Linked DNA regions of Mus musculus: region 2 is linked to region 1. Evidence: chromatin loops called from intact Hi-C (ENCODE). Cell type or tissue: left cerebral cortex. All regions are shown on one strand. Each heading gives the region's core, and the rest is flanking DNA. Links, peaks and the distances in the headings are about the cores only.

Region 1 (10,644 bases), core at 1,794-9,793:
TAACACCAGAGTGAACCAGTCCTCACCTGCAGCCGTGTAAAGGTACTCAGAAGGGGCTAGGAAAGATGCTAACACCTTGTTATATAGCTCTTTAAAATAATATATTTGGAATGTCTTTTTTAAAAGGAAAATCCTCAAACTACCTTTATTCATGTTTGTAAAGAACAACAGCAGCAGCAATCTGGAAGGTTAGGAGCCAGGGAGGAAGCAGAGGCCTCTCTGGGTAATAAGGTCATGGGACCAGAAATACAGCTCCTTGGATCCCAGTACTCGGAGGGCAGGGGCAGGGGCAGAGGCAGAGAGGCAGAGAGGCAGAGGCCAGCATGGTTTACAGAGCAACACAGACAGGGTTGTTACACAGAGAAACACTTACTCAAAAAAACCCAAACAAACAAATGAACAAAAAAAGAAAGACAGCAATTACCTACTTTGTTATTCATGTTCCCCAATTATACAAATCTATGTCTATTTCTAGCCTGAACACATGATTGCTTGTATGATCAGAGGTCGGTAAGTGAAGTTTTCAATCTCCAGCAAAGGCTCAGTGAATACCTTGGTGCCGTCATATGGCTCAGCTGTGCCAGAGGGTGTACCCATCAGGGTGATGACATCACAGTCGATGGTTTTGTCTGGAGAGGGGGCAAAGGTATCTGAGATCACCCCTAAGAAGTCGGATAACCCCTTCTTCACTTTTTCTGTTGCTCCTGAGGAGCCTTCAGTCTGCAGAGAAAACCAAAGAAAGGAAGACAGTATACTAGGGGCAGGATGCAACCTGGGGTCTAGTACCATGGGAGGAGGACATGAGCAGAGACATGAAAAACCCTTCTCCCATCTCAGACTGGAGGAGGTAACTAGAGCCCTCCAGTCCCAGCTGGGATGTAGAACGTGGCCAAGGTAGGCATGAAGAGAGCTTCAATTTGTTGGTTATTACAACAAAATATCAGGCAAGGTTGATCAAAAAGTGTCAGGAGGGTTAGGGAGACGACCCAGGTAAAAGTGCTCACTATACAGGCCTAAGGGCCTGGGTTCAGTCCTATAGAGCCGTATAAAGCGCTAGGTTTGATGACAGAGACAGGGAGGCAAAGACAGGCAGATCCCTGGTGCTCACTGGGCAGAGGGCAGAGAAGAGTCTGACAAGTTTCAGGACCAGTGAGAGACACTGTCTCAAGAAACATGGTGGACAGCCACAGAATGTCGAAGGTCGTCCTTGCTTCTAGAGGCATCTGCACACAAACACGTGAACCCACATGAACATGTGTGCGTGTGCACATGCACATTTACACACACACACACACACACACCCTGAAAGAAGATCCATGTCACTCTAGCAGGAGAGAAGGCTGAGATGGGTGGCAGTGTTGAATCCCAGGTCTAACACTGGTGGCTATGAGACTGGAATCCTCTCTGAGTCTGTCTTTTGTGGATAAATAAGTCAAGGATGTTACCTGACAGACGTTTTTATTATTGCTAAGGAAGTAAAATATCCTGCAGATGTTGGGCAGACATATGGACAGCCAGCCTTGTTTGACAGGGGGACAGTTGAAAGCAAATGACTCCTCTGGAGGTGCAAGCAACCGTCCATCTTGGGTCAGCATGCCATCTGTTTGCAGGGATAATGAACTGAAAGGCAGACCAGACTGCAACATCTTATGCAAAACTATAATATTAATTTTGCTTTGCTAAGACAAGATTCTGCTATATAGTTCAGGCTCCACCTCCCAAGTGTTAGTACATATCGACATTATCTCTTCTTTTTTAAAAAGTTTGTGTGTGTGTGTGTGTATTCATGCATGGATTTGCAGGTGCCCTCCACAGAGGCCAGAAGAGGGCACTGAAGCCCCTGGAATTAGAGTGGTTGTGAGTTGTGAGCTGCCTGACATGGGTGCTGGGGACTGAATTTAAGTTCTCTGAAGGAGGCGTCTCTCCAGCCTCTAGCAGGATTTATTCTTGATTGAGCTGCCTACGCATCTGCAACCCAGGACCTACAGTAGCATCTGGCACACACGCTGCTACAAGTACACAGTCATGAAGATAAACCAATGAAGGAAGGGGTGCTTGTTACGGGTTAGACTCACAGCAGTTTACCAATTGCCATTCATACATTTGGGCTGGACTTTCACACAGGGCCTTGCCCACCCAGTTCCCAGGGCAGAGCACTCAGTGAGGGGCGGTCACTCGAGGCGTGGCAGTACTCACGGCCAGCTTCTCCTTGACCACACTGGCTGTGGCTGCTATGGTGCAGGCCGTGTCATGCTGAACCACCTGGGTAAATTCTGTCAGGTCCCGCTTCATGAACTCCAAAGCTTCCGTGGACTATGGAAGACAGAGAAGGAGGACAAAGCTGGCAGACTCCATCATCCCACGTATGTATGTGGAAACATGAGTGGCTTAAGAGCCCTAAGAGTGACATTGGGAATAATGCTGACTTGTCGCGATTCTATGCCCTGGGATCCCCTAGACTAAGGACTGAGTCTCATAACTATGTGCCCACAAGTGAGTCCGCTCAGTCATCCATTGTTTTTCTCCTAACAAATAATCTCAAAGCCAGAACAGCGTTAAAACATATACATATTTTCCAAACAAGCTTTTAAAACTTGGTATGGGTGTTTTGTTTTGTTTAATTTTTCGAGACAGGGTTTCTCTGTGTATCCCTCACTGTCCTGGATCTCACTCTCTCAAACTCCAAGATTCGCCTGCCTCTGCTTCCCAAGTGCTGGGATTAAAAGACCCTCCCCCCCCCCCCAATCCAGAAGAATGGCTTCTCTCTCAGGTCTTGGTTCCACTCTTCCGGGTTTTGATTCTCCATTAAGTTTCTTTGGAATGAGTGATGTTTGCCTGTCTGGCTGACCTACTTCAGAGCTAGTTTGAGCCAGCTGGTCCTCTGCTGCCTGCTGTGTGACTTCCTCATCTTGTGCTCGAAAACTGCAACACGACTTCCTGGAGCACCTGTACTCACCCCATCTTGCATGTCCTCTCACTTCCCAGGGATCAATCCCCTGAATGTTTTCTTTTGAGGAGGTTTACTATGCAGTCTGATCCTTCAGCCCCGCCTCCCTCCCAAGTGCTGAGATTACAGATGTGCACTGTCATGCCCAGCCAAAGCATGTTTTTGAGTATTCAGGTTTTTCATTTTGTTTTTCCTGGATGGGCCTGCCTACTTCTGACCTGGCATGACACAGTGGGACAATAAGGAACCACTAAGAGGGTGAAGCATGTAGGACACAATGAGATTTTCATTTTTAATATGTCCCTCTAGTGACTGGCACATTTTTAGCCACTCAGAGTCCGGTAAGAGTAGTTGTCCAGTAAGAGCATAGCATCAAAGAGTCTAGGGAAAGAAGCAGGCGTCACCTGCAAGGAGAAGTGCGCAACAGACCATGCAGAGCACACACAGTTGTGAGCTGAGGACAAAGATCTTCAGAGGCCCATCTTTAAGGGCAGGTAGAGGAACATGAGTTCAACAGTCAGGAAAGAAAAACCTGCACAGTGCACAAGGGTGTGGAGAACTGGGAGAGAGTTACATCACAAAAGTCGGAAGAGTGACAGTTCAAAAAAAGGTGGGGTAGGGTGGGGTGGGGAGCATGGTAGTGCCAACTGCTGCAGAAAGTTCCAGAAAGATAAGGGCTAAAAAGTACCCAGTGGAGCTGGCAAGTGTGAAATGACTGTCATTACAGATAAGTGTCCAGGTGGTGGCTTCAGGGGTGGGGAGGGAGTAACCCGAAATCAAGCTTATTGACGTCGTATTTTTAAAGTATGCCAGGCTGCTGAACACAGACTTGAGGGAAGAGTTTCCGACGTCAAGGGGAAGAGTAAAATAAGAGGGAGAAAAGGTCTGTTGGGGGCGTGCCTAGACGAAGTGAGACCAGGGCACGTGTCGGGGGAGCACACAATGCAGCAGAGCTTTCTCTAGTGCTGTGTCTGTCTGTACATGAACTTGGACGCGTTGGATCTGTACATGAACTTGGATGCACTGGATGGGGACTCAGTAGACTCAAGGCAGGAGTGGGAAGGAAGCAAGCAGAGGAAGTCAGGTTACACGCCCCTCTCAAAATGAGAGGACGTTTGCTAAGAGAGCAGGAAGACACCGACCCAAAGGGAGCGGAGATGGCCAGCAGCAAAGACGGCAGCAGAGGAGCAAGGGAAAAGTCGAAAAACGGTGACTGAGTTTTACTGAGTCACTTAATAAAGAGCGAATGCCTATGTAGCACCCAGAGAGACCACATATTGTCTGAGTGTTCTGCATATTATCATGTGATCCTCGTGACATCGCATTAGAGAGGTACTGCCATTTCACAGTGAGGAAGGTAAGAAGAAGAAGAAGAAGAAGAAGAAGAAGAAACCAGATAAACAAACTTGCCCAAGTCATAAGCTACACGCCTTTAATCTCAACACTCAGGAAGCAGAAGGAGGCGGATCTCTGTGAGGCTGAGGCCAGCCTGGTCTACATAATGGTCCCAGGGCAGCCAAGGGCGACATACACCATGAGACCCTGTCTCAAAATAAAACAAACCACGACCACCACCAATAACAACAAAATAACTTGTCCAAGTTCCCAGAAATGTAAGGAACTAAAGGGAGAGATTAAGTCTCTTCCTGAAAGCCTCGAAACACACGGGGAGTCCTCACAGGACAGGACACCTGCCGGATAGCACACTTTCTTTGCATGCTTGAGGTCTCATATTAATCCTTAGCGTAAAGTCCTGCCTCTCCATCATCAATAAAACTTCCAGCACAGGGAATTCTCAGATGTGCTGAGCTGTAGCTTGAGCGGAGGCTTCCCAGGAGAACCCGGAGCAAGGAGAAAATAAAAACAAAAACCAAAAAACCAAAAACCAAACAAACAAAAACCGTTCCTAAAGTACTGGGCTGACTTGAGATCAGAAGCCTCTCGGAGTCTGCCCTGAAGCACGACTCCCTTCACTTGCTTGAGGTAAACAGTAATTAGTTACCCCACGACTTAGTTGGGCTGCCTGTAAATAAAGGAATGTGGGATAAAACAGGAACACCAACTGGCATTGCCTAGGACAAGGACAAGCATTAGTCACAATCACAGCCACTTCCCCAGGTCTCCACTCTCTGGCCCCCCCTCATCCCTTTGTAAACCAGTCACATAGGCACCATCAGGTACCAGCGCATATGGCAATCCTCATCTCTACCCGGATTCTTGGCTACACCTTCCTTGGCATGCTCATGACTCCCTAGTCTGGACAATTAGGGACTGCCCTTTCCCGGTATTCACAACAGTAACTAAGCAACTATTTTGCTTGACTGCCTCCACACCAGACTGAGCTTTGTGAGGCCCAAGACTATCTGTCTGGCTAAGGTCTATATCCTCCCAACCTGTCTGTGAGTAGTGACTGTCACATATTCTAATAAATATTGCTGTTTAAGAGTAAGATGTTGTTAGTGGTGGTGTTCTACCCTTTTCTCGTAAATGGCCTCACAGAAGCTCAAAAAAACCCAAGCAGGGGCTAGCTGGGGTTGGTTGCAAGGAGACGGCCGCGGTGCCCTGCCGAGGGAAGGGTGCTGGCCCGGCTTACCTTCTCTTTGACTGCCTGGTAGCTCTGCTGCAGCCAGCTCCGCCACCACCCCACGTCCTCCCTGTGGAAGACAGACACATCTGACGGCCCTGCCGGGCGACTCCAGCCCAGCCTCCGGCCGGAGATGAGGCTTTTCCGGCCGCTTCCCCATGCCCTCGCACCACGCCTCCGCTCTGCCCTTCCAGCTCAGTCCGCACCCGCACCGGCAGCCTGTCCCCAACAGGGACCCCTGGCCCAGTACCCCATCCCTCGAAAAGCCCAAGCCCCCAACGCCAGAAAGCGGAACGCCAAGCTCACCCTTCCGCCATCTTGCCAGCATGACATCACCACTATTTACCGACCTTTGACTTCCGACACGGCACCGCCCCCTCAGGCTCCGCCCCCATGAGCGTGCCCCAATCTTAACACAAGGACAACTCTCCGCCCAGTCCCCGCCCCCCTACATCAATGTGTCTGGCCTTTGTCCAATCCATGTCCCAAATGCGATTTGTCCCGCCTCTGAACTCTCGATCCAATGGTGTGTAAGATTGTCCTCGGGTCCCACCAACCAGCCGCTAGCTTTCCCGGTAGTCCCTGACTACAGTGGCCTCTCCGGGCCAATTTCGGCAGGCTCGTTAGACCGCCAATTAGAAGGCGAGGCGAGGAAAGGAGAGGCCGGGTTGGGACGTTGTGTTCTTAGAACCTGGAGTTAAGTTCCGCCCCCCTTTGTGAAGCCAGCCGCGTAGCAGCTCCTTGGTGTTCTGCTGCAGGCTAATTCAGCAAGCTCCGATTGCGGACCTCAGAGCCAGAGTAAGGCTATGGGGAGAATCCAGAGCTCTCCTCGGGATGACACCCAGGATCATTTGGAGAGGCAGATACATATTCACATTATTTCTTAAGCCCGATTTAAGAAAACGCTAGCTGAAAGTGTTCTGGAAAAATCCCACTGATAGGGGGGAATTGAGGTCTATTGTGTGGTGGAAGGGGGATTTACATAGATCCTGTGGCCCTACCTACTACTTCCTCAATCTACACAAACCCCTCCTTCACCTCCAGCAGGAGGTTGACTCCCCTCCTCGAAGGCTACACTGTAATCAAGGTCATCACTGCTACCTGATCCCATAGCCTCTTACCTGCCTGAGGAACAAGCTATATACTAATTCTCCCAGTGTTCCCCAAGGCCTCCCATCTAACTTTCAAAAAGATTGTTGCTGGTATTTCTCCTGTCTAAAAAACTAACAACTATTGGATGGATCACAGGGCTCCCAATGGAGGAGCTAGAGAAAGTACCCAAGGAGCTAAAGGGATCTGCAACCCTATAGGTGGAACAACATTATGAACTAACCAGTACCCCGGAGCTCTTGACTCTAGCTGCATATGTATCAAAAGATGGCCTAGTCTGCCATCACTGGAAAGAGAGGCCCATTGGACACGCAAACTGTATATGCCCCAGTACAGGGGAATGCCAGGGCCAAAAAAAAAATGGGAATGAGTGGGTAAGGAAGTGGGGGGGAGGGTATGGGGGACTTTTGGGATAGCGTTGGAAATGTAATTGAGGAAAATATGTAATAAAAATAAATAAATAAATAAATAAATAAATAAAAAAATAAAGTAGACCACCATAAGGCTGTTAAGGGAGAAAAAATGGAATGAGTAATTTCCAGTGGTCTTTCTCCCTTCTAAGGTCCATGCTTTGCCTGCAACGAATGCACAAGGTTTAAAGCTAAAAAATGCTGTGATAAATGATTTGTGCTACTGAACAAGATGGGCTAAGAAACAAGTTGAGTTCTTTAATCCCCAACAGAATCTACCTTTGCAATTTCATTCCCCACATTAAAGGTCACTTGGAACTACTGCCTGCCTCTACCTCCCAAGTGCTGGGGTTAAAGGCATGCGCCACCACTGCCCGGCATGTATTTTTTTTTTTTTAACTAGACAATTTAATCCAAGATATTGCAGGTGCTAGGCAAACATGCTATCAGTAAATTACATCCAAGCCCTGAACTGTTAATTTATAATCGCACACATAAAACCATGCCAGTCAGATGGCCGTGCCTCCTCCCAGGGTTCTCCTTTCTGTTCCTACCTGGTTGGTCTGACCTTGCACCTCCACCCTCCTTGCTCACACTGCCCCACATACAAAGGCTACTTAGATTTCCCAGAAACTTTCTGGTGCTTTCCTGACCCTGAGCCCTTGAACATGTCTTCTCTGCCTGCAGTTCTCTGACCTCAGTTTCTTACCCACTCTGACCATGCTATTGAGAACTGCAGCTTGTGCACCATAAATACCAGCACTTGGAGGTGGGGGTGAAAGACCCCAAGAGGAGCCCCTCGCTCAGGCCTCGGGATAATAGCGGACCCCCAAGATCTCATGAGAGACCAAGCTTGATGCAAACCACATGAGGCTTTATTTGGGGAAAGCCAGAGCTCTAGGGACGACTCATCCCACGCAGGGGTAGAGGAGTCGACCTCGAGGGGAAAGGGGTCCCAGTTTTTATAGGCCCTCGGGGAGGGGGGGAGGAGAAGGGGGAAGTAGGGGATTTCCAGGTCTTCTCAAGAAATGGGTATGGGAGGGGTACAAGGAAAGAGTCTAGTGCAGGTGTAGCAACTCCAGATTGGCCCGGCTGTGGTTGCTGGGGAGATTTTCCAACTCTAGCCCAGCAACCAATATCACAAACACCTGGCAGTGAGGTGCAGCAGTGGGCACACACATGGGTTCAAGGAACGGCCAGAACATTGGCAGACACATGAGTTCGAGGAGCGGCCAGAGCATTGTGCACCTCTATTTTTCTAGATCAGTGAAGCTAGTTCTGCTTACAATGAAATCTATTTTGCCAATTTCAGGGCTTCTGTGACCTTTTACATTCTGTCAGGATCTTTCAGGGGCAGGTGGATTTCTGTGCGTTTGAGGCCTGGTCTACACAGAGTTTAAAAAAAAAAAAAAAAAAAAAGCAAACAATCCCACCCAGAGCGAAAGTATCTGCATCCCCAGGACTGCCATCTTTCTTCCTTTCTCAAGTTTTCCCCTCCAAATCCATCACCATAGATAATATTGTGTACTTTAGTTTTTTTTCTTTGATAAGAAATTACCTGCCTCTGGGGCTGGAGAGATGGCTCAGTGGTTAAGAGCTCCGACTGCTCTTCTGAAGGTCGTGAGTTCGGATCCCCGCAACCACATGGTGGCTCACAACCATCTATTATGAGATCTGATGCCCTCTTTTGGGGTGTCTGAAGACAGCTACTGTGTACTTACATATAATAAATAAATCTTAAAAAAACAAAACAAGGCCGGGCGTGGTGGCGCACGCCTTTAATCCCAGCACTTGGGAGGCAGAGGCAGGTGCATTTCTGAGTTCGAGGCCAGCCTGGTCTACAAAGTGAGTTCCAGGACAGCCAGGGCTATACAGAGAAACCCTGTCTCGAAAAACCAAAAAAAAAAAAAAAAAAAAACAAAACAAAACAAAGAAATTACCTGCCTCTTCTGTCCAGAGTTGGGATTTCTGTGAAGACAGAGATTTTTGCTTGTCTTGGGTGCCATTATGCAGTTATTATACCACAAATTTCCTGCATTTGGGGAAATCACAGGAGTCAGCCCACCCAGAATGCAATGGATGAGCCTCGCCCTGGGAAAACCACCTTTGTGATCATGGCATCTCCCCTGCCAGTTAAGTATTTTGTAAGAATTTTGTCTTTTAAGTCAGGATCTGTGGGGGACTGGAGAGATGGCACCGCCTATTAGCCTATTAGAGCCCTGCTGTTTTTTTGGGTTTGTTTTGTTTTGTTTTGTTTTGTTTTTCAGAAGATCCAATTCCTAACACTCACAGATGGCTCACAACCTTCCATAACTCCAGTTCTAAAAGATCCAAGGGCCTCTTCTGGCCTCTGCAGGCACCAAGCACTCGCATATGCACTTGCTATATAGCTGGCTCCAAACTTGCTGTACAGCCTAGGCTGTCCTGGAATGCTTCATTCTACATTCAGAACAAAGCCAGCATCATGTCACTTTTTTGCCACCTCTACAACTCCTATGGAGACTCAAGGTGCTGGGTCATTGGAAGAGGCACCCAAGTGCTGGGATTATGGACATGCACCACTGGATAAGAAAAGTTCACAGCGGCTCACACCTCTAATCCCTGCACTCACAAGCTAGAGGCAGACAGATCTCCGAGTCTGAAGTCAGTCTGGTCTCCACAGCAAGTTCCAGGCCAGGCAGAAACATAATGAGACACACCGTTTTGAAAAGGTGGCTTGTTTTGTTTTGTTTGCCCATGTAATAATGATGTGTTCACAGCAGGGTAACTTTTTTTTTCATTTTTATTTATTTATTATTATAAATAAGTACACTGTAGCTGTCTTCAGATGCACCAGAAGAGGGCGTCAGATCTCATTATGGGTGGTTGTGAGCCACCATGTGGTTGCTGGAATTTGAACTCAGGACCTGTGGAAGAACAGTTGGTGCTCTTACCCGCTGAGCCATCTCACCAGCCCACAGGGTAACTTATTAAACAAGAAATCTAAGAATAAACTAAGATGTTTAATATTTAGAGACACCAATCTCTTCCCAAGGCCATAAAACTAGGAAAGGCTAGAACTCTCATATGAGCTTGAAGTTGTCCATTAAAATTAAAATCAAGTTTCTGGGTCTGGAGAAATGGTTTAGTGGTTAAGGTCACTTATTGCTCTGACAAAGGACCTGGATTTGATTTCCAGCACCCAAATGATGGCTCAGAACCATCCACAAGCCTGTGTTGTGGGCTGTTCAGCAAGAGAAGACTGTTCCAACATAGGTTTAAGCTGATAGAAAGTCTTTATTACCCAGCCAATAATTACACAGTTCAGGATCCCAGGGTTGCCCCAAGCATTTCTCAGGGTGAGCTTTTAAACATAAAGACAGCACCCTGGGTTGACATCCTTCAGTTAACAAGAACAGTTAGCCAGAAGCTAAACTATAGAAGCCAAAACCACAAGGTTGGTCCATTAGAAGATTTCCCAGAGCTAAGGGCTTTGATGGATTAGGCCTTTGTTTTTGTTTTAGCAGGCGACCTGTCTAACAGCCTGAATGGCACTTCCATCATGGAGTCAGCTGTGCTAGGGTCTTAGGGCCTACTAATGTCTGGGGCCCTGT
Region 2 (10,644 bases), core at 867-8,866, 140 kb before region 1:
TTTCTGAGTTCGAGGCCAGCCTGGTCTACAAAGTGAGTTCCAGGACAGCCAGGGCTACACAGAGAAACCCTGTCTCGAAAAAAAAAAAGAGAGAGAGAGAAGAAAATACAAACAGAACAGATTTTACTGTTCTTGGCCCTATAACTCCGATTTAAAGAATCTAAAGAATGCCTCAAAGCAAACGTTTCTTATATGACAGCCTGCTTTAGGCTGGAAGTGTTTAAAGTTTTTTTTATTTATTTATTTATTTATTTATTTATTTATTTATTTATTTATTTATTATATGTAAAGTACACTGTAGCTATCTTCAGATGCACCAGAAGAGGGCATCTGATCTCATTACGGGTGGTTGTGAGCCACCATGTGGTTGCTGGGATTTGAACTTCCAACCTTCGGAAGAGCAGTCGGGTGCTCTTACCCACTGAGCCATCTCACCAGCCCGTGTTTAAAGTTTTAAAGCATTAAACATTTAAAGCTAAACAGAAAATGTCTGAACTGGTCTTTCCATGAATAGCAAATACTAACACCTAACTTCTTTTATTATATTGTTTCACCATCTACGTTATAAAGTAGAAAAAGTTTAGTCAGTCTTGTTTATGAAATTCTAGTCCTCCAGAAGTATAACCTATGTGATGCCCTATTTTTAAACCACATTATCAGAGAGCTCTAAGAATATTGTAACTTATTCTTCTGGCTAGTCAGAGTCTGTCAGTTGTCTCGGTTTACGCGGCACCAATCATACCGTCTGAGCTAGCTCGGGGGTGGACACCCCAGCAGACTCCTGGACTGGTGGCCTCATCTGGGATCCCAGCTTCTCATCTGTGAGGCTCACCTGTACTTCTCCAGGGCTAAGGAAGACTTCCAATACGGCCAGATAAAGTTAAAAGCAGAAGTTTAAGTACATTTAAGACTTTTTGAAAGACTCAGACATAATTTTCTCAGGAAAAGACATAAAATGAATTATAATACAGAAAGTTCCCAAGAAGGCAACACACAGAGACCAAAACCAAAAGAGACAGAAAGACATCGATGGCAGCCTTGGGCTCAGTGCTGGAGCTGTGTCAGACAGCACTGCTGGCTTCGTGACTTTTGCCGTTTCCAGTTAACATGGCTGAGCTACACAGAGAATGGGCTCATGTCCACAGAAGTGACTCGAGGGAGGCTTAGGGCTGCCTCTAAGTTCAATGCTTTATCAGGACTCAGCATCAACACCTCTGAGGTCTGACACCAGCCTCGCTGTTTGCTTCCCCCTCAGCCCCCCCATGAATTAATTTATTCACTTTACATTCCTATTGCTGTCCCCACCCCCAATTCCTCCTTCCCTTTTCCTCTAAGAGGGAGGAGTCCCACTTTGGTATCCTCCCTCCCTGGCACATCAAGTCTTTGTAGGGCTGGGTGCATCCTCTCCCACTGAGACCAGACAAGGCAGCCCAGTTAGAGGAATGAGATCCACAGGCAGGCGAGAGCTTTAGGGACACCCCGCTCCAGTTGTGGAGGGACCCCTTCCTTTCTCTCTTTAAAGATTTAGGTGTGTATGAGTATTTTGCTTTCATGCATGTGTTGTACCTATGGAGGTCAGAACCTTCTGGAACAGTGTGTGTCATCATGCGCTGCTGGGAATTGAACTGGGGTCCTCAAGAGGAAGAAGTTCTCTTAACTACCCAGCCACCTCCCATTCCTGCTTAGATAATAAAAATAAGATCCTGACAAGTTCCTAGCTCACACTTGCATTCCCAGCACTTAGGAGGCTGAGACAGGAAGACAGCCAGGAGTTCAAGGCCATCCTGGGCTATACCTGAATTCCAGCCTGGCTACAGAGTAGGATCATTTCAAAAACAACAGCCAGGCATGCTGGCACACACCTTAGTCCAAGCACTCAGAAGGCAAAGGATGTGTATCTTTGTGAATCTGAGGCCAGCCTGATCTTAGGACAGCCAAGACTGCACAGAGAGAACTAACCTCAAAACAATACAAGAATGAGGTCTTTACCCTCAAAGAGAATGGAGATTTCAAGGCCAGAGGACAGACAGGCACTCTAGGCACAGCAGAATGAGTGTTCGAGCATACCACTCAGCTCCCAGGGTTAGCACTCGCTGGGCACTCTGTGCATTGTGATGCATTTCCACAGCACTTACCACTGTTATAAGGGAAACAGCGACTGAACAAAGTCATATACTCAAAGGCTTAAGGTTTCTGTTTAGAGAGAGGCTGGCCAAGGGATGGGTAAGATGCCTCAGTGGGTAAGGATGTCTACTGCCAACCTGACTTTGGTCTATAGGAGCCACATGAAGGGCCAAATGCTGTTTTATGATCTCAACAGGCACAGGTACATTAACACACTCACACACATACACACGTAATAAATATTTAAAAATCATGAGAATCCAGAGAGATGGTGCAGAGATTACGAGCACTTGCTGGGTTTGTTTCTCACACCCACATGGCGAGTCACACCCACTGGCTGCCCTCACACTCCTTGTAGCTGAGGCTGACCTCCGCTGACCGTGAGCTCCTGAGTACTAGGATTACAGGTATGACCACAACGCCTGACTGCTCCACTTTTAATGAACACCCTAAATTTGATCCCTAACACTTGTTAAATTTCTTGAGACAGCCTGGCCTAGAACTAAGTGTTCCAGGACACATTACATATCCCAGAACGTCCATGACCTTGTGGCTCTCTTCCTGCCTTCGCCCTTAACCTCTGAGTCCTGGGGTTACAGGTATGAGCAGCTGGGGGGTGGGGGGGAGGAAAGAGAGAGGGAGGGAGGGAGAGGGAGAGGGGGAGGGGGAGGGAAGGGAGAGAGGAAGAGCGCAGTTATACCGGGAAAGGTTTTGTTTGTTTGTTTGTTTGTTTGTTTTAAGCTTATTTATGTATGAGTATTCTGCCTGCATACCAGGAGAGCACATCAGATCCCATTACAGATGGTTGTGAGCCACCATGTGGTTGCAGGGGATTGAACCAGCCAGCCAGAGTTCAGAAAGAACTAGAAAGGGCGAGCTTACTCAGCAGTGAGTCTCCAAGTGACAATTACATCAGGCAGATAAAAAATACATTTACAAAGGCAAGCATAATAAACTGCCCATCATCTCCATGAATATAAGCATGTCTGTTTCAGAAGGTCATAATATAAATAAAACATATAGTCTGATTAATAGGAACAGTCAACAAACACTTGGAGAAAGGATACTGATATTGATTGAGCCTCTCTGATATTGTCAGGGACTTGGCTACATTCTTCCCATAGACTGAATTAATCTCCATAACGCTATGAATCCCACTATATAAAGTCAAAACTCAAATAAAGGACTTACTCCAGGCCAGGCAGGGAGGATACAGGGATCAAACCATCAGCGTGTCACTTACATGGCTGCTTGGGGAACACCTACAGCCCTAGCACTTGGGCATGAGGCTGAGAACTTGGAAGCCAGTCCCAGTTAGATAGTGAGACTCTCCCAAAAACAACAAACAAGGCAGTCCGGCCAGCCCAGCCGCTCAGTGGGGAGAGGCATTCGCCATCAGGACTGATGGTCCCAGCTCCTTACTAGAATCTACAAGACACAAGGAGAACCTACTCCTAAAACCTGTCCTCTGACCAAACACACACTGTGACACATGTGCACACACAAAATAAATTCTAATAGAAAATGAAAACAACCATCAAACACACAGCAAACGTATCAGGAAAACCCCCTCCTCCCAGATGATAAAGGACATCACCACTTAGGAGACCACAATGAGCCTCCTGCTGCCGCCGCCGCTGCACACTGACTCGCCTCACTGGCCCTGTGACCCACAGAAGGACCAGAAACCGGTGCTCTGCCTCATTGACAGGTGCAAGGTCTTTCAGGTTCCCTTCGTAAAATATGGCGTCCACCCCAGAGAAGACCCGAGCCAGAGACCCACCTGTTGATGCCAAAGTCAAGTAGTAGAGAAGGGATCCACTCTGATTGAGGAGAAAGGGCATCAGGTACTAGAAAGAGGAGAGACCTGTCAGGGGCTGCCTGCGTGTGCAACGGCTTTCCCAGTTCTCAACCTTCCTAATGCTGCGACCCTTTAATCCAGTTCCTCATGTTGTGGGGACCCCCCAACCATAAAATTATTTTCATTGCCACTTCACAACTGTAATTTTACTACAGTTATGGACTGTCACGTAAGTATCTGATATGCAGGATATCTGGTGTCAGACCCCTTGCCAGTTGTTACCCAGTTCGAGAGTCCCTGTTCTGGCTTGCACCTTCCCACGGGGGTTGGCATGGTTACAAATGCTCAGGGACCGCTCATGTGTTTGAAGACCCCTTAGAGCAAACAGAGAAACGCATTCAATGTACTCTATTGCCTTAAATGCCCTCTCCCTCGTCATGGCCAGTTCCCATCGTCCCTGCTGGTATAAGGCCTTGAGTGACAGTGTTACCCCTTCTAAGTAGCCCACTCCATGTCCTCCAGCTTCATCTCTCTGTACAGAATTCACACAGTACTATAAATATAGTACCTCTCTCCTTCCCCCTAACCCTCAGAGTAGGGCATATCTAGCTAGCTTACATAGGCAGCCATGGGCAGTTCTCGATAGCTTTCCTTATGTTCTACCCCAGGGCAAGTTGAGCCGAAAGAAAGCTCAACTTGGTGATGATGACCTTAAGAGTAGTCCTGGAGCCTGGCAGTGGTGGCGCCTTTAATCCCAGCACTCAGGAGTCAGATGCAGGCTGATCTCTGAATTCGAGGCTAGTGAGTTCAGGGTAGCCAGGGATACACAGAGAAACCCTGTCTCCAAAAACAAACAATAAGCAAAAATAGTCATTGATTGAACATGTACCCTGTACTAGGCCCAATGCTAAGTGTTTTATGTGTCTTACTTGAGTTCTTATATCAGCCCTATACAAGGGTTATCATTAAATTTTCCATTTTTTTGACGAAACAGACTCACAGAGGATAAATGACTCTTCCAGGAACTTCTAGTGAGTAAGAGATGGGCTGGGAATACGGCCGACCTATGGTGAAATTTTCAGGGGCTCGTCCGTGAGAGCTAGACGCACCTCAGTATTCCCGAAGAGAGCCTTTATCTCCTGCAACAGCTGCCAGGCCCACGTCCGCTCACGCACTTGCTCCAGGCCGGAGGAGGCTCGCTTCAGCAGCGGCTGCGTGCCACCCCACAGTGCGGCCACCAGCACCAGAGCAAGCACCTGCCCTGAAAGCAAAGGGTCAGAAAGTCACCCGGGTCCTCCTCCGGCCTCCTGCACCCTGCTGCCCGGCTCCATCTCCCTCCCTCCCTCTTCCCGCCGGGCTGTGATCGGTCGGGAGGACCCGCCCAGAGGGCGGCCGAAGTGAGACCAGGGTGCGTGGCTCAGCATTCCTGAGGCTCGGGGATGCCAGGAGACTGAGAACAGAGCTCCCGAGCCAGAGTCGGAGCCCGCGGAGGTGGGGGGCCCGGCTACCCACCCCAGGACGCCGCCATGAAAACGCCAGGCCCTTCTACTTCCGGGAGCGAGAGGGCGGAGCCCCCGCATCCGGAAGTCGTCCCTAGTCTTTTTCCGGTCCCACTCACATTGCCTCTCTCCTCGCGTCACCGCCAGGATGGTGAGTTCCAGGCGCGGCGTGCTGCCGTCGGGGGGCCTCAGTAGGCATGGGACGGGGTTCCCGGCACTGACACCCCGGTTCTGTCCCCACAGAAACCCATCCTGCTGCAGGGCCATGAGCGGTCCATCACGCAGATCAAGTATAACCGCGAAGGAGACCTTCTCTTCACCGTGGCCAAAGACCCTGTGAGCGACTGCGTGAGGGCGGGCGGCCGGGGGTCCGGGGCGGGGGGCCCGGAGGGGGCGAGTTCGCGCCGCCCGGACTGCGGGTGGACAAGGTTTACTGCCTGCGGGAGGGAAATTTTTCTGATAAGTAGGGAAAACCAACCCCATACCGCGGTAGGTTGGCGACAGCATTCCGCCAGGGAAATCTGGAAGGGAAGGGTACCTAGCCAGGGAGAAGAGAATCAGGAGACTGGAAGGGAGCCCAGGGACAGGACAGGACAGAATCAAGTGGTCTGTTCAATCCCACTTTGTTTCCTTTGGGGATTGTCTTTTGAGGCATTTGCATTGGAGGCAATAAACTGATAGTTAACAGTGGAGAGTTAAGTCGGAGCTTGAGATCTGAGCCCTAACTCCTGCTCCTACTAAGCAGTGTGACTTTGAACATGACATTTACCTTTTCTATAAACCACAGTTTTCCCTTTTAATAAAACATGGAGACTTTAATTAGCTCCCTCAGCAGAGTGAGGTCATTTCTGTAAATCGTTTTGCACTGTACCCGATGCATGTAAGTCACTTATTTTAAGTTTCATAGACATGGTTTCATTGGAGCTTCACAGCTGCCCTTTGAAGAAAGCTGTTGACAAGAGTGGGGTATCTGTCCATGGTGGCCAGCACACCTCTCCATCCTCCTGCCTCAGCCTCCTGGTCTTGGGAATACAAGTGTGTGCTACCACACACAGCCCCTCCCAGTCATTTTTTTTTTTTAATGTATGTGTGTGTAATGATTTTGTTTATTTTATGTGTATGGGTGCTTTGCTGCATTGTATGTCTACATAGCATGTGAGTGCCTGGTGCCTGTGAAGGCCAGAAGAGGATATCAAATCTCCTGGAACTGCAGATACAGATTGTTGTAAGCCATCATGTGGGTGTTGGGAATCAAACCCAAGTCATCTGGAGGAGCAGCCAGTGCTCTTTAAGCTCTGAGCCTTCTCTTCAGCTCTCCTAGCCATTTAAAGGAAGGGAGCTCTGTATTTAAGATCACACAGTGAGCTAGTGACAAAGCAGTGGAGCCCATACATCCTTACTGTCATCCGGAGTCAATTGAACAGGACCCGAAAGGTTTTTTTTCACACTGCAACTCAGGTTGGCCTTTACCTCTTCTGACTCCAGACAAAAGCACATGAGGATGCTATTGGAGGCCTGGCTCTTCTACAGCTTATGTTAGGAAAGGAGGAGAACCCAGGAGCTGGGCGGTCCTATCAGCTCTTCACTGGTAAATGAGCAGAAGGCAAACCTGGCTTGGCTAGAGCCTGCAGAGGGTTTGTAGTGCAAGCTAAGCTATTGATTATTTTGGGATGTGACCATCCTATCATTTTACTCTTTCCAGATCGTCAACGTGTGGTACTCTGTCAATGGGGAGAGGCTAGGCACCTACATGGGCCACACTGGAGCTGTGTGGTGCGTGGATGCTGACTGTATCCTTTTGGCCATGGGTTAGCCAGCCTTGGAGATACTGGCTTTGGCATGTTGTGGCGGTCTAGAGAATAACACTCCCTACTCCCAGCTACTTCATCCTGTGGGAAACTAGGACAGGTTCAAGTTTGGGAATTCAGAGGTCAGGGCACTCTGAGGTAAAAGTGAGAAAGTCTCTTTGGGACTGACCTGGGAGATGCTCTGATGGCTTCCAAGAAGATATGGACTAGGTGGACTATGTATTCTTATTTGTATATATGTGCGTGGTGAATCTGTGTGCACAGGAGTAGGGACAAATGGAGGCATCAGGTCTTAAGTTGTTCTTCAACCTTTTTTTTTTTTTTTAATCTTTTTTATCATTTTTCTTTTCCCTAAAGATTAGGGGTTTTGGTTTTGGTGTTTTTTGGTTTTTGGGTTTTTTTTTTTTTTTTTTTTTTGTTTGTTTTTCAAGACAGGGTTTCTCTTTATAGCCCTGGCTGTCCTGGACTGTCACTCTGTAGACCAGGCTGGTCTCTGCCTCCTGAGTGCTGGGATTAGAGGCATGCGCCACTACTGCCCAGCTTAAAGATTGGTTTTATTTGTATGGGTGTTTTGCTGCATATGTGTCTGTGTACCTTGTGTGTACTTTGCTAGCCATTTTCCTTTAAATGACAGAAGGCCGCAGATCCCTTAGGACAGGAGTTATAAATGGTTGCGAGCTACTATGTGGGTGCTAGGAACCTAACTGGGTCTTCTGGAAGAGCAGCCATTGCTCTAACGACTGAGCCATCTCTCCAGCTTTGTTTGTTTGTTTGTTTGTTTGTTTAGGGGTTTTTGGTTTGGTTTTTGGTTTTCTTTTTTTTTCTTTTTAAATTTTTTTAAGGTTTATTTATTTTATATGTGTGAGTACACAGTAACTATCTTCAGACACACCAGAAGAGGACATCAGATCCCATTACAGATGGTTGTGAGCCACCATGTGGTTGCTAGGATTTGAACTCAGGACCTCTGGAAGAACAGTCAGTGCTCTTAACTACTGAGCCATCTCTCCAGCCCCTGTTTTTTGGTTTTCAAGACATTGTCTCACTATGGTAGCGTTGGCTGTCTTGGAACTCTCTGCAGACCAGGTAGGCCTTAAGAGATCCACCTGGCTGGGCGTGGTGACGCATGCCTTTGATCCCAGCACTCGGGAGGCAGAGGCAGGCAGATTTCTGAGTTCGAGGCCAGCCTGGTCTACAAAGTAAGTTCCAGAACAGCCAGGGCTATACAGAGAAACCCTGTCTTGAAAAACCAACACCCACCCCCCCACACACACCAAAAAAAAAAAAAAAAAAAAAGAGATCCACCTGTCTCTGCTTCCCAAGCGTAGGATCAAAGACATACATCAACACCGCCTGGTTCTAACTTGTTGTTGTTTTTTTGTTTTTTATTTTTATTTATTATCTGTAAGTACACTGTTGCTGTCTTCAGACACCCCAGAAGAGGGCATCTGATCTCATTTCGGATGGTTGTGAGCCACCATGTGGTTGCTGGGATTTGAACTCAGGACCTTTGGAAGAACAGTCCTTGCTCTTAACCCCTGAGCCATCTCTCCAGCCCCCTACAACTTGTTCTTTGAGACAAAAACAAAACAACTTTTCACTGAGTCTGTAGCTCCCTGATTGGCTAGACTTGGCCAGCCAGTCACTGAATTTCCTGTCTTCATCTCTCAACACTGGAATTACAGCCACACCAGAGTCTCTATGTGGGTGTCGGCGATCTGGACTGAGGTCCTCAGATTTGCACACAGACCATTTTACCCATTGGACTGTCTCCCCAGCCCTAGTCATTCTGTGTCTAGGAGTGATTTGCCTGGTATGTGTAGGTGTGCCTAGTGCCTTTGGAAGCCACAAGTGGCCATTGGATCCCCCTGGAACTGGAGTTGGGAACCACCATGTAGGGGCTGGGATTCTAACCCAAGTCCCCTAGAAGAGCAGCCAGTGCTCTAACCACTGAGCGTCTCTCCAGCCCTAGTCATGTTTCTTAACACCTTCCCCAGGGGACACCAAGCATGTCCTTACTGGCTCAGCTGACAACAGCTGTCGTCTCTGGGACTGTGAAACAGGTAAGCCTGGGCCACTCACTTTCTTAGCAAAAGTCCCTGTCTAGGCAAATGTATTCTAGAGAACTAGAGATAAGTTCACAGATGGTCTCCAGTCTAGAGAGTAAGAATCAACAAACAGAACAGCAAGGAACTTAACTGGGGGAAAGAGGCCATGGTAAAAAGATAAAAAGCCATGTTCAAGGAAGGCCAGAAGGGGCAGTGGACGTCCTGGAGTGGAGATGAGTTGCCTTTCTCAAGGTGAATGTCCCTTGAGCTGGAGCTTACCTGGGCAACAAAGAGCAGGGATGAAAGCAAGTAGTGTCCAGGAGCTAGGACAAGCTGGGTAACGGCACACACCTCATCCCAGCACTAGAGAGGCCAAGGCAGGAAGATCTACACAGAGAAACCCTCCCTGAAAATCCAAAAAATATATGTATAAAATAAAAGCAAAAACCACCAACTAAGTTTTTATTAATTAGAATTAAGTTATTTTAAGATTTGTATATTTTATGTATATGGATGTCTTGTCTGCGTGTACATGAGCAAATCAGAAGAGGGCTTTGGCTCCCATAGGACCACAGTTATAGACAGCTGGAAGCTGCCTGTGGGGGCTGGGAATGGAATGCAGGACGTCCAGCAGAGCAGCCAGCGCTGTGAGCTGCTACACTGTCTCTCCAGCACAAGGTCTCTTTTTTTTTTTCTTTAATTTTACATGTATATGTGTGTTTAGCCTACATGTGGATCTTGTGTACAATGTATGTATAGTGCCCATGGCGTCAGATCTGACTGGAGTTACAGAAAGCGGTGAGCCACCTGTGGGTGCAGCAGATTAAATCTGCATCCTCCGTAAGAACAGCCTATGTTCTTAGTCACTGAGCCATCTCTCCAGTCGAGGCTTAAGATTTTTGTTTTGTGTTTTTGTTATTTATTTGTTTATTTATTTATTTATTTAGAGACAGGGTTTCTCTGTGTAGCTCTGGCCTGGAACTCACTCTGTAGACCAGGCTGGCCTCGAACTCAGAAAACCGCCTGCCTCTGTCTCCCAAGTGCTGGGACTAAAGTTGTGGGATACCAGTACCCATCTGGGAGTAAGTTCTTAAGAGCGACCTTGCTTAGTTAAACTTGGCACACTGAGGAGTTTGATGAAGAGGGAAAAGCAGGGGCTGGTGTGTTTGAGCAGGACCTGAGCAGAGGAGTGGACAGAAGGGGAGGGTCTTATGTCTGTTTCTGTTCTGGGACACTCGGGAGGCATGGAGTCTGAGGGGAGACTTAGCGTGGAACCCACTGTGCTTAGAGCCTCATTAGCAGGACTCGTGGGGAAGCAAGCACTCCTGGAAGGGCTGGGAGAACAGCCAGAGAGTGGCAGCGGG

What was found. Peaks named below come from ENCODE experiments on the same cell type or tissue, not always from the same donor. Only the 100,000 strongest peaks of a DNase experiment are listed, where the experiment ranks them.
Region 2: it touches region 1 in a loop (2.5-fold over the local background); 2 of 42 quality-filtered maps call a loop at or near these places.

The regions. Positions count from the first base shown.
Region 1 is chr4:129,456,899-129,467,542 of GRCm38, reverse strand. Bsdc1 (BSD domain containing 1) reads right to left here and starts at 5,864. Exons shown (of 11, transcript NM_133889.2): 1 at 5,838-5,864; 2 at 5,541-5,601; 3 at 2,197-2,313; 4 at 553-720. The coding sequence starts at 5,848. It also overlaps the pseudogene Gm24621. In left cerebral cortex, for the core only: no CTCF peak of the experiment used is centred there; DNase peaks (open chromatin) are centred at 1,974, 2,913 and 6,034; H3K4me3 peaks cover 1,896 bases; H3K27ac peaks cover 1,304 bases.
Region 2 is chr4:129,595,525-129,606,168 of GRCm38, reverse strand. It overlaps Eif3i (eukaryotic translation initiation factor 3, subunit I), which reads left to right and starts at 5,521. Exons shown (of 11, transcript NM_018799.2): 1 at 5,521-5,575; 2 at 5,668-5,760; 3 at 7,127-7,214; 4 at 9,230-9,295. The coding sequence starts at 5,573. Tmem234 (transmembrane protein 234) reads right to left here and starts at 5,489. Exons shown (of 5, transcript NM_029748.3): 1 at 5,438-5,489; 2 at 5,035-5,186; 3 at 3,908-3,974. The coding sequence starts at 5,453. In left cerebral cortex, for the core only: a CTCF peak has its summit at 5,561; DNase peaks (open chromatin) are centred at 5,163 and 5,527; H3K4me3 peaks cover 2,076 bases; H3K27ac peaks cover 846 bases.